Linked DNA regions of Homo sapiens: regions 1 and 3 are each linked to region 2. The links are chromatin contacts, found by Hi-C in ENCODE. All regions are on one chromosome and are shown on one strand. Each heading gives the region's core, a stretch centred on a gene start or an enhancer-like site at or near the end of the contact. The rest is flanking DNA. Distances are from core to core; before and after follow the strand shown. Region 1 has its middle 110 kb from the start of ITGB8-AS1. Region 2 has its middle 21 kb from the start of GIRGL. Region 3 overlaps ITGB8 (integrin subunit beta 8).

What was found. A loop is a pair of places that touch in the nucleus more often than their neighbours do. Pooled maps may share reads with other maps.
Region 1: a loop to region 2 is called in a pooled map, with 5 times the contacts of the local background. The contact joins two enhancer-like sites. A Hi-C loop is called at or near these places in 5 of 37 single-sample maps with no recorded cell type and 4 of 50 pooled maps.
Region 3: a map with no recorded cell type shows a loop between it and region 2 (2.8-fold over the local background). The contact joins two enhancer-like sites. A Hi-C loop is called at or near these places in 2 of 37 single-sample maps with no recorded cell type and 6 of 50 pooled maps.

The regions. Positions count from the first base shown.
Region 1 is chr7:20,437,066-20,440,637 of GRCh38, reverse strand. No RefSeq gene overlaps it. Among named protein-coding and RNA genes, the nearest start is that of ITGB8-AS1, 110 kb to the right of the region's middle. Within about 2 kb of position 1,822, at least 2 of the 41 ENCODE cell types and tissues checked have a DNase peak (open chromatin) inside an H3K27ac peak, as active enhancers do.
Region 2 is chr7:20,237,108-20,240,927 of GRCh38, reverse strand. No RefSeq gene overlaps it. Among named protein-coding and RNA genes, the nearest start is that of GIRGL, 21 kb to the right of the region's middle. Within about 2 kb of position 2,072, at least 5 of the 41 ENCODE cell types and tissues checked have a DNase peak (open chromatin) inside an H3K27ac peak, as active enhancers do.
Region 3 is chr7:20,390,762-20,394,703 of GRCh38, reverse strand. ITGB8 (integrin subunit beta 8) reads right to left here. Exons shown (of 14, transcript NM_002214.3): 7 at 3,206-3,301. Among named protein-coding and RNA genes, the nearest start is that of ITGB8-AS1, 61 kb to the right of the region's middle. Within about 2 kb of position 1,348, at least 2 of the 41 ENCODE cell types and tissues checked have a DNase peak (open chromatin) inside an H3K27ac peak, as active enhancers do.

The DNA.
Region 1 (3,572 bases), core at 573-3,072, 200 kb before region 2:
CGCAGGCGCTGGTGTGCTAACATATCTGCAGTTTAACATTGTTAAAGAAGAGATAGGAGCAGTTTGAAGCCGTGAAAGAAGAAAAGATACAAAGATACCACAGCAAAGTCTGAGGGTCTTGGCCGATGCCTGTTAGGGTGGTCGGGGACAGAGTTCAGTCTTGGGACCTTCCAACAACACTGAGGAGTAGCCTCAGCCAGATTCCTTCGGTTCCTCAGCACCATATTCTGGTCCTAGTCAACAGCTAGACCTCTGTGAAGGGAAACAGAGCCACAAAACCAACGTTCCTTTCACCCAAAAGAGAGACATTTCCATATGAGCTCACTTGTCTGACATAACCTGGGTGAGCCAGCAGATGAGACGGGTTAGTTCCCTTGACCCCTTTGTGGGCAGCACCTGGAGTGGCTTATTCCACTCAGCCTGTCGCTGGCCACTCCTTGCGGGAGGGAGTGTGTGAGTGAGCAACTGTAGGAACCAGAGCGAACAAATGCTGGAACTGGCTGGTCACTCCTCTCTGGAGGGAGCAGGCTCTATGCGGGCACTGCAGCAGCAGCATCCAAGCGTCTTACAACCAATGCTCTTTCAGCTCTGCCATCCAGGGACAGCTAAGTGCCAATCAGCTCAGTAGAGGGTCAAGGGGGCAGCCCCTGCCCTCTAGACACCTGGGCTCTTGTCCAGCATCCAGGAAGAATCAGTCACACTCACTGTTGAAAGGTGATGAATGTGGAAGACATCATTGAGCAGTGGCTGGCTCTCAGTGGAAAGAGAGGCTGGAAAAGGGATGGGAAGGTAATCTTTCCCTGAAGCCTGGCTGTCTCTGGCCAGGCTCCTCTGCGAAGACACACTATCTGAGGTTAGCCATGCCTATCTGTAGTCTCCAACACTCAGTTGCTTCTCTGCTTGTCGCTCAGCCACTTGTATTACTCTGCTAGCTGAAGTCTTTAATGAGCACAGGATAGCGGCAGGTTGGGCCAAAAAGGCAATATTTGGGCGGAAAAACGGGATTAGCCGTTTTCACTTAGGGCTGCAGTTCCAGGCTTAAGGGTGAGGTTTGGCTGGAAGCCCAGCCCTTCTGTATCACTAGCCCCCTTTTATTTTTCCTGGAAGATAAGAAACCCAGCTAAAGAAGCTCAGATGGCTCATATGATCTACTTATTCACACATGCGGCCTAGGCTGTCTATTGGCATACCTGTTTGTCCAGATGCTCTTTTTATGTATATTGTACCATTATTTTATTGGTACCTCAAGTCTGAGGGAGAAGGCAGGATTTCAATGAAGGCAAACAAACCAAATAAATAGGAGTATAATCTTTTCAGAACACCAAAAAAAAAAAAACACCCCACTAAGCCCCAGAGAGTTGGGTTTACTTTGGGCATGTAGAAATTCCTTGCACTAAAGGGAGGTAGATGTGCCCTGATACTGGACATCCTGGTTGTTCTTTCTCCAGTGGCCTGCCATTGGGGTATGCTTATGACTGCTTGAAGTAAAACCCAGACAGAAAAAGGGTGTGAGTGCATTTGTCTTTTTCTTTAAATTTGCCTCTTGCCTAACAAATTGGGAGGAAAAAAAATGCTAGCTGTAAAATGGGAAACTCAAGAGGCAGATGGTCCATGGCTGAGTCAATCTTCCACATCTTCTCCCTCTTAGACAGTTGCCTGTAAATAACCCTCGTCGTGATTTCGATTCTGCACCAATTCAAGCCGTGTATCTCGTGAGAAATGAAGCAGAATGCTGTGTTGCTTTTATAAAGTGGGTATGACTGTGTCAGTTCCTCATTTTTCAAACCCTTGTAACCAAAATTACCAGGCACAAAAATAGCGTGAGGATTAGATAGAAATATTTCTTGATACTGTTCAGTTCATTTACATAAATCTCATAGGTTCACCCTTTTTAACAAGGAGAAAACAAAGATTTCGGTACTGTGTTGTGGCTGGAGTAGGGGAAGTATTGGGTGTGCTTATGTATCCAATAGACTGCTTCTTAATCCCCTATCAAAGACATTTGTATTCTTTGATCTTGTTTCCTCATTTGAAATTTAATTTCATAAAGTAAAATCAGAAACATGAACTTTCTTGATAATGGTGAGGGAAATTCTGAGATCTTTTTTCCCCCCTTACAATGCAGGTCTTCCTTGAGAACACTAAATCCTTTGATAAGAGAACAGTTTACATAGCCTAAGGCACATTTAATCTGGTGCACTACTCATTAACAGCAAACTGTTTGCTGCCAGAAGTCCTCATATGGTATTCAATGTAGACCTCAGAGACCATGATAACCAGCACACTTACCTGGGTAATGTCTGAGTATCCTAGCAGAGAAAAGAGTTGGAGTGATTCTATAGATTGTTTCTCCATAAAATAGAACTGATCTAATAATTTAAGTTAGCAAAGAGCTAAATCATAAGAAAAAATTTGCTTTTTAAATCAGTTTACTCTGATAATGATCCTAAGAAATGTGGCTGCTTTTAGAAGTAAAGTATTTAAAAACAAACAAACAAACTTGGGAGATTAAGATAATTACTTAGCAAAGTTAAGATGTTGTTCTGGAATGTAGCTTGCAGAAATGAATCCTGATGCAAGAACGTCACCCCAGCCCCTAGGAAGGTAACAGGAGGAAGTGGTAATAAAAGTGTTGACCCAATTATATTTTTTAAAAGCCCTATCTCATTCTCCCAGTTTGCCTATAAAATCACTAAGTAGAGAATGGAAAGCAAAAAATAAAAGATTAAAAAAACTTAGAAGAATGTTATTAGGACATGGTATCATTGCCTGCATTGCATTAGGACTGCAGTGGGTTCTGACAGTAACGTGGTCAAACATCACAGGTTAAGGGCATAGTCCCCTACGACTGCCCACATCACAGACACCAGCTGAAAGTTCAGGGGACCCTAGGTCATCCTCGCTTCTGACCATCTGGCTCCAAATTCAGGGGTTCTCATTACCCCTTCCAGTGTGATAATTTGCTAGAATGACTCACAGAACTTAGGAAAGTATTATGCTTATGATTATAGTTCTATTATAGCAAAAGACATACCAATCAGAAGCAGCCAATAGGAAAGATGCATAGGGCAAGGTCTGAGATAGTCCTAAACACAAAGCCTCAGTTGTCCTGTACAGAAGGAGTCAGCTCGTGTTACCTTCCAGCACATCAATGTGTAACAATACTTATCACCAACCAGGAAAGTTCATCCAAATTTTGGTGTCCAGAGTTTCCCCTGGGATTTCATTATGCACGCTTGATTGATTGAATCATTGGCCATGTGGTTGAACTCAATCTCTAACCCCGCTCTCCTTCCCAGAGGATGGACTGGTATCACCTAGCTTAAAACCTCAAGTCTCTATTCATGTAGTTGGTCTTTCTTTACATCTGGCTTGACCATCACTGTGAATCACTGAATTAGCATAAACTATTAAAGAACCTACCAGGAGTTACCTCATTAGTATAAGCACAGGTGTGGTCCCAGAGGCCCACCGTGAATATCAGAGACACTCCTAACACTCTGGCAGTTTTAAGGGTTTAGAAGATAACTTCCAGTAACCACAGAGAAAAGCGAGCCAAATTCTTCATTTGA
Region 2 (3,820 bases), core at 823-3,322:
TAAACACAAGCCATCTGTATGAGACAAACTGTGGATTGGGTTCGAAGTGAAATGTGGAAAAAAATGAGCTGCAAGGTATGAAGGATGAAATGTCGGAGGCTGGTCATTGGCCATGATCCGAAGGAAAGTAGTTCAGTGTGGTAAAAAGACCATGGCTTTTCCAAATATCTGTCTCCTCTTCTTGAGGGTGATCCCCATGAGCATAACAGAGAAGCTGTTGAACATAAGCACAGGTTGATACAAAAAGAAACTTTGGAGAAAATTAGATAATTTTTTCACTGCAGGAGTTTCTTAGATAAGAATTAGTAAAGCATTTGTAGGGCATGTTTTGGAAAGACCAGGGAAAAGCCTTACAAGTATCAACCAAATCGAAAGGGTACTTGTGGTTGGTGGATACGTGGGCTTAATTAGCCATGGCTTTCTGGTCCTGCTGCTTCTTCTGTCTCCTGTGGCTGCTAACGCTGGGTGAAATTACTCACATTTGCAGACACTTCTGTGATCACATATTCACTCACTCAACCAATATGGCAAGTGCTGATTTAGTGGGCCAGAACAGAAATTAAAGAGCTAATGTCTGCTTTAGTAGCGCTTCTGTAGTATTTCTTTTTTCCTTCCTGTAATCATTTAACACATTTTATGATAGTAAATTGCATGCTATATCTGGCTCTGGCTTTCAACCAAAACCAAGAAAGAATACGTACCTGTGTTTATGCACTAGATATTCTAAGAAAGAAACAGAAAATAAACTCGTTAGCAAAGAGAGATGAAGAAAATATCTCTGAGGAGGTGGTATCTAATGTGACAAGGAAAGATGAGAAGCAGAAAATAATGAAAAACAGACTGGAAGGATGGTTACCAGAGACTGGGAAGGATAGTGGGAGAGAGAGGGAGGTGGAGATGGTTAATGGTTACAAAAATAATAGAAAGAATGAATAAGGCCTAGTATTTGATAGCACAACAGGGTGACTCTAGTCAATAATAATTTATTTGTACATTTAAAAATAATTTAAAAAGTATAATTGGATATTTGTAACACAAAGTATAAATGCCTGAGGGGATGGATACCCCATTTAACTCTGATATTGTTATACATTGCATGCCTATATCAAAACATCTCATGTACCTCCCAAAATATACACATATCATGTACCCACGAAAATTAAAAATAAAACATTTTAAATAATAAAATAAAATCATAGAAAAAGCTAGTCAAGAAAGCCCAGGCAAAGAAAATGGAAGGATTGCCATTAGAAGTAGAAGGAATAGAAGGAGGTGGGTTTAGTGACTCAATATAGATTAAGAAGAACAAAAAACTCATTTGCAGAGCCAATAATGAATCAAGTTTTCAGAGATCTAATCCTGTGATTTCTGTTATACTTTTCTGTTTCCACAACAGTAGAATGAGAATAAAATGTACTGAAGAGCCATGAGGAGGTAAAGGAAAAAAAAATACTCAAATTTTAGCAGGTTTTTGAGATCTCATGAGACAAATTTTATTTCCAGAGAATTAATAACTCTATAGGATAATATAGTAAGGAAAAAAATTTTAGGATACACAACCTATACTTATAAAAACATGCTATTTTCCAGCAGTAAATTGAGGCACTGGGGATGTTGAATGTGTTTTTAAAAGTATTTTGAAATTTCAATTAAAAAGTTTTATTGAAAATGTTATTCATGACAGTGCTCCACTTAATGTTTCAGAAAAGTCATTGCTGATGTCAATATCTATGGAAAATGTGACATAATTTTTGTTTCAGGTCAAGGACTGCAGAAATAAATTTTTACTAATGATTACTTCCTCATTTTAATGAGGTACTTTTTTAGTATTGTTACTCTAAGGTGGTGACACCTCATTACTTGGCAAATTTACATGGTTTTCAGATTTCTGATTTATAGAAAGAAGACCGTGTGAAGCCCTAATTCACTCAGTTTCATTATGTATACAACTGATTAAAAAATAAGTCATGAGGGAACCACTAACAATGTGACTGAAACTTTGTGGTTATCTGCTAGACTGTTGAACTAATCCAACACACACACACGGAAGTTACGTTCTCTCTAAGACTGTTATGGCAGAGCAACTTCCAGCTGCTTATCCAAGTTCTATGCCGTGTAGCCTGGGCGTGGGCGTAGCTGTCACATGAACGCTTCAGGGGATCTGTCAGCATGGGAAGGACAAGAAGGTAATGGGCTTAGGATTCCTGTTCCATGCCCATGCTTGACGAAAGCTTGTTTAGAATATTCTTCTAGGATTCTTAAAAGAACATTGGAATGTCCCTGCGTTATTCCTCAATGTTGGCTGTGCTTCTCTGCTGGGGAAGGGGCTTATCACATGCGACCAAAGAGGAGCACTGTCTAAGCATCATTAGTTTCATCTCTTTTTTTTTCTTTTTGCGGGGGCACGTCTCCAATCTCATTCTTTCTCTGCTGTCTAATTCTCTATATTCTTGCTTCTCAAGGGGAGGGTCATGAACCAGCAGCATCACCTAGGAGCTTGTTAGACATGTGGAATTTCAAGCCCCCGCCACCAGACTTGCTGAATCCAAATCTGCATTTTAACAAAGAAGCCTTACACGCACATTGAACTTTGAATCTCTCCTCTACATTCACACATGCACAGGTTTCCCCTATCTGGCAAGGCTATCATCATACCTTGCCCCTGTTTCCTTGCTCTAATTATATTTTTCCTTTCTGTTATGGCCTGACTTACATGTGCTGCTTCAGATATTCCCTCCAGAACGCTCTGCAATCTGGCTTCATTTCTACCTGTAGTAGCACATGTAAGAGTCATTGCCCCTCAGCATCCTTTCTCCTTACCTCCCTGGGGATCTACCCCTCCTCCCTTTTCAGACCAGGGGCTGCATACCCTTCCCCCAGGCTACTGCGTATAACCACATTAAGTCAAATACTGCATAACATTCCTTCTGACCATGGTGATTGGTGCCCACAATGAGATTGTTTTGTGACCACTTAGAGCTAATGAGAAGTAATCAGAATTGATTGGGACTTCTGGAGAGTAAGAGTTCTTACTTTTCTTACTGTGGGGTTTCAGGATGACAGGATATAAATGCTAGGGTTTCTCCTGCAATCAGTCCTGCCTTTAGACCCAGGCAGAAGTGGCTTCTGCTCTGGACCCAGGGTTATGGTTTTCCTCTAGCTCTACTTCTTCACACTGGTCAGGGAATCTGAAAGGCCATGAGGGTTTACCACCCAGAACCCATGATATCCCCTTCTTCAGGAACCCAAGACTCTGAAATTCTCTGTCCAATGTACTCCAGTCTTGCTCCCAAAAAATTCCTTGGGCTGTCTCTCAAGGTGTGTCTTGCTACTGGTGGTATTCATACTTCTCCAGCTTGAGTGGTGGCCAGGGAAAGGTTTCTAGGAGGGGAGTGGACAGAGCTTTGTTCTGTGTGCCTTAGTGTGCACATGTGTCTGTCTATCCAAGTCCCTTTGTTATACAGGATGGAGCTGAAGGTGAAGAGAAGCAGACACCGACAGCCACCACTTTTCATTATTGTTGGTAGCTCATGAAACCTACCCCCACCTCTGCTCTGGAATGTCGCTGATGATGTCTTCATTGCCACAACTATCCCTCTGTTTTCTTTTTTTTTTTCCACACTTACCCTTTCATTTAGCACTATCGGCTCCTTTAGCATTTAGAAAACTCAACTATTAAGTACTTATATTATGCAGGAGTCAACCCAGTCTGTTCCCACCTCCCACCCACCCCCACCACCTCCCTGCCTCAGGTCTCTTCATGTCCTTAGGCCCTTCCTATTAAAAATGGTTTTTATCAGTCACCTCTTCTCCTTCCTCA
Region 3 (3,942 bases), core at 99-2,598, 150 kb before region 2:
TGTCTGTACATGTGCATGACTGTGTGTGCATCCGGAATCACTGTACCTGATGACCTAAAAATCCAATCGAAATGCAGATGAGCATCTCCCAAATTTCTTCCATGGAATGTAAAGCCCAAGAGATTTTAAACATACAAAAGTTTTGAGGGCAAATGAGCTTGGGAAGTTCTGCATATGGTTTCTTCCACTTAGAAACATAAAATGCACATTTGCAAATTAAAAGTTTCAGAGTAGGCCTGCAATCTAGAAATGATTTAACATTATTTAATGCAGCATTTCCCAAAACTTCTTTAGTTAGGAAAAATCATAGTCACAAGTGGAAACTTCATGGGGTATGTGTTCTTGATGCATGCTGCTTATTATGGAGAAGACCGTAGGTATTTTTAGGGAGAATGAGCAAAGGCTTTAAAGGTCTGCATGAATCGAAGATGAAGCAAAAATAGAAAAAAGCCAATCTGACTAAAGGGCACGTACTTATAGGAAATCAGATGGTAAAAAGTTTTGAAATCCATTTATTCTTGCATTTTATCCTATTCACAAATATCCTTAAGTTCCTGCTGGATGCCAGCCATTACTTAGACACTAACAACTTGGCATCTCAAGTCATAAGGAAAAATGTATCATTTATAGATTTTAAAAATTCATTTATTAGACTTTTATTGAGCTCCTACTTTATACACTTTGGAGATGCCAAATCACTAGGTCACATAGTTTCCACCCTTAAGGATCTCACAAGCATATAAATGACAATTTCTTCACTAAACACTGTACATGTGAACACGTGAAACAATAGAGATGTGCACAGACCCTAATGAAAGGGATACCTGGCCAGCATTTGAGAGCTGGGGAAGGTTGCCAAGGACTGTTTTCTGGAGGAGATGACTTATAAGCCATGCCTTAAAGTATGAGTAAGAGTTAATAAAGTAATGAGGGAGAAGGGCTTCCAGACATGAGAAGCGAGGGTGGGCAGCAAGAACAAAGGCACAGAGGAGAGAATCAGCCTGGCTGAGTGTTTGTGCACAGGAGGATTAGAAGCATGGCTGGAGGGATGAGAAGCATCCCTGCAAGGCAAGGAACAGTGGGGCAATGAGGCCAGAAAGGCAAGCAGAGACATGGCCTCATGTGCCACCTTAGAGATTTGGTCCTCTAATTCAGAGGGCACCGCTGAAACTTTTACTCAAGGGAGTACTGTGGTCACACTTGTGATTTCAATAGATCACTCTGGCAGCCAGATGGAGGATGGATTATCAGCCATGAGGTTGTTAGAACCCAGGTGAAAGGTGATTGATAAAAAAGATCTCTAGGCAGTCAAAGGAGGTGACTACAGGGGCATGCATGGGGCTCACACCGGAGCTTCCCAGGCTTTGGAGCCAGTTGATTCTGACTTTGTGCATAATTTAGTTAATAATAAACCTGGTTTTATGGTTTATCAGTTAATGGCAAATTTTTAAAGGAATAGGAAGAAACTGCTAGAGCCAATAATGCTGCCAAGAAATAATGTTAGAGAAACAGCAAAGAGGAAGCAAAAGCTATAAAAAGCTGCATGGTATTTCAAAGTAAACTATTAAGCTTAGAGGTTAAGAGCAGAGGATTTGGGTTGTTAGAAACCCTTGGGCAAATATTTAGCCTCCCAAAATATGATTCCTCATCTTTAAAATGGGCATATTAAGATGACTGTCCTCATTTTTATGAGTTGCTAAGAGGATTAGATTAATAAGTATTTACAAACTCAATGCCTGACAATAGTTAAGTGTACAATAAGTGGAAGCTGTTACGATTGCTAATAAAGTGGTTTGGGCCATTTAATTTTGGCCAGAGTCCTACTTCTGCAGATGTTAGTTTGTTGTTACCTTAAAAAGTGGTTCCATGGTATATACATTTGGGTAAACAAGGAATTAAATAAAGTTTCACTAAGTCAGACACAGAAAGAAAAATAGCACATGTTCTCACCCATAAGTGGGAGCTAAATAATGTGTATACATGATGTAGAATGATAGATAATGGAGACTTGGAAGGGTGAGGGCCTGGGAGTGGGGTGGATGATGAGAAATCACTTAATGGGTACAATGTGTGCTATTCGAGTGACAGACACCCTGAAAGCCCTGACTTCACCACTACACAATCTACACATGTAACAAACTTGCACTTGTACTCCATACATTTACCCTAAATAAATAAATAAAGCTTCACCATAGATTTCTAAAGGAAGAAGTGTTACGATTAAAGTAGTGCTTTCAGATAAGGTAGGTAGGTAATAGGGAAACTGGTAGGGGGAACACCAGCTTGTGGCAAATGGAAATGGGTTCAAGTATTTATTGAAGCCAAGAAAATGTAATTTCTCTGCAGTTTTTAAAAATAAGTAGAGGGCACTGGGGACTGGCCACTGAGGGGAAATGTATAATTAGGGAGCAGATGGGAGAAACAAAGATAGCAAAGGAGATGAGGGAGACCAAGTAAACAGAGATGCACAATGAAAATTAGGGTGTCATAGCTTCATGAAAATGAGAACAAGAGAGTTTCTAGGAAGAAAGAGCCTTAAAGATTGTGAAAAGAAAGCTATAACAGGGTTGCAGAGGAACAGTTCTATGCTGGGGGGTCCATGGCACCTCCAGTGTGACACAGTTGCTGTCTATTTTGCTTGAGGGTCTCACCTGGCCCAAAAGACTCCAGACACCACCAAGATTATTCTTATGTGTGAAGGCTTTGACTGGCTCAGACACTTCGATGGCCCCTTTTGGTCCGTTATTGAATGACCTAGACCAAAGCTAGGTGTGTCAGTGCTATTTAGAATTAAGCTGATATTCTCTAATTTTAACCTATTATGAGGATATGCTCATGTACCAGAATAAGAAGAAGCACTCTAGACATGCAAGATGCAAAGACGGATTGTGAACTACTTTTTGCCTGATAAGTCTTCTCCACCATTGTCACATTTGAGACCACCCTAAGCATCAGGCTGGACTCAAGTGTATCCAATACAATTCTCAGTTCTCAGATTTGGTTCTAGATGTTACAAACCTAAATAGAATTTATGCTTAAATGCTAAGTTAAGACATTGTAAAGGATACTTTAGTAATACAATATAGAATTTAGATTGTACAAAGTATAATAATTCCAGAATCCTTATCTGTGGTTCTAAAGAAATGTCTTAATTTCAATTACCAATGAAAAAAATTTAATTTTAACATTTTCAGAGTTAACATACCTTATACCAATGAAATTGTTTTCCTTGAACTGCAAAGATGACATTAATGTTGTTGTCTATTAATTTCTCTGAAAGTTGGCCTAGTGAGGGGTGTTCCTGTAATGAATAATAAAATAAATAAGGGAATGAAATTTCATAGCTCCATCCTATTCAAACATCTAATATGAAGAAAACTGTATGACTTACATAAAAATGTACCTGGGAAGGACTATGGTTTTACTGAAGACATTTAAATTTTTGAAAACATAACATCAATATCCATGTATTAAAATATTTTATAGACAAAAGTCCCATAAAAACCTGTAACTTAAAAAGATGAAGAGAGCTGAATTCAACTAACTAACAAAGAGTGAACAGCACCTCTTTAGATTAACACTGGACTCCAAATGGTGTAACTGACAGATAATTTAATATTCAGAAATAGAGACACGTTAGTGGCAATCACATTCTAAGGTGAAATTCAGTAACAAGTATTGAACTGCAAATATGTATGCATGTATATGTATATGCCTATAAACATATATATACACATACACATTCAAACATCCACATATACTATATATACACATTTGATATATAACATGATATAGTTATATAACATATATATATAACATGATATAGTAACGCTCTTTAGAAGCAGGAAATGCTCTACTCAAGTCCTAGGTTTGTCACCTTACAACAAAAGTTCTCAATTCCATCTTCTGTAATATGTGAATGATACCTGCCTTCCATGATTG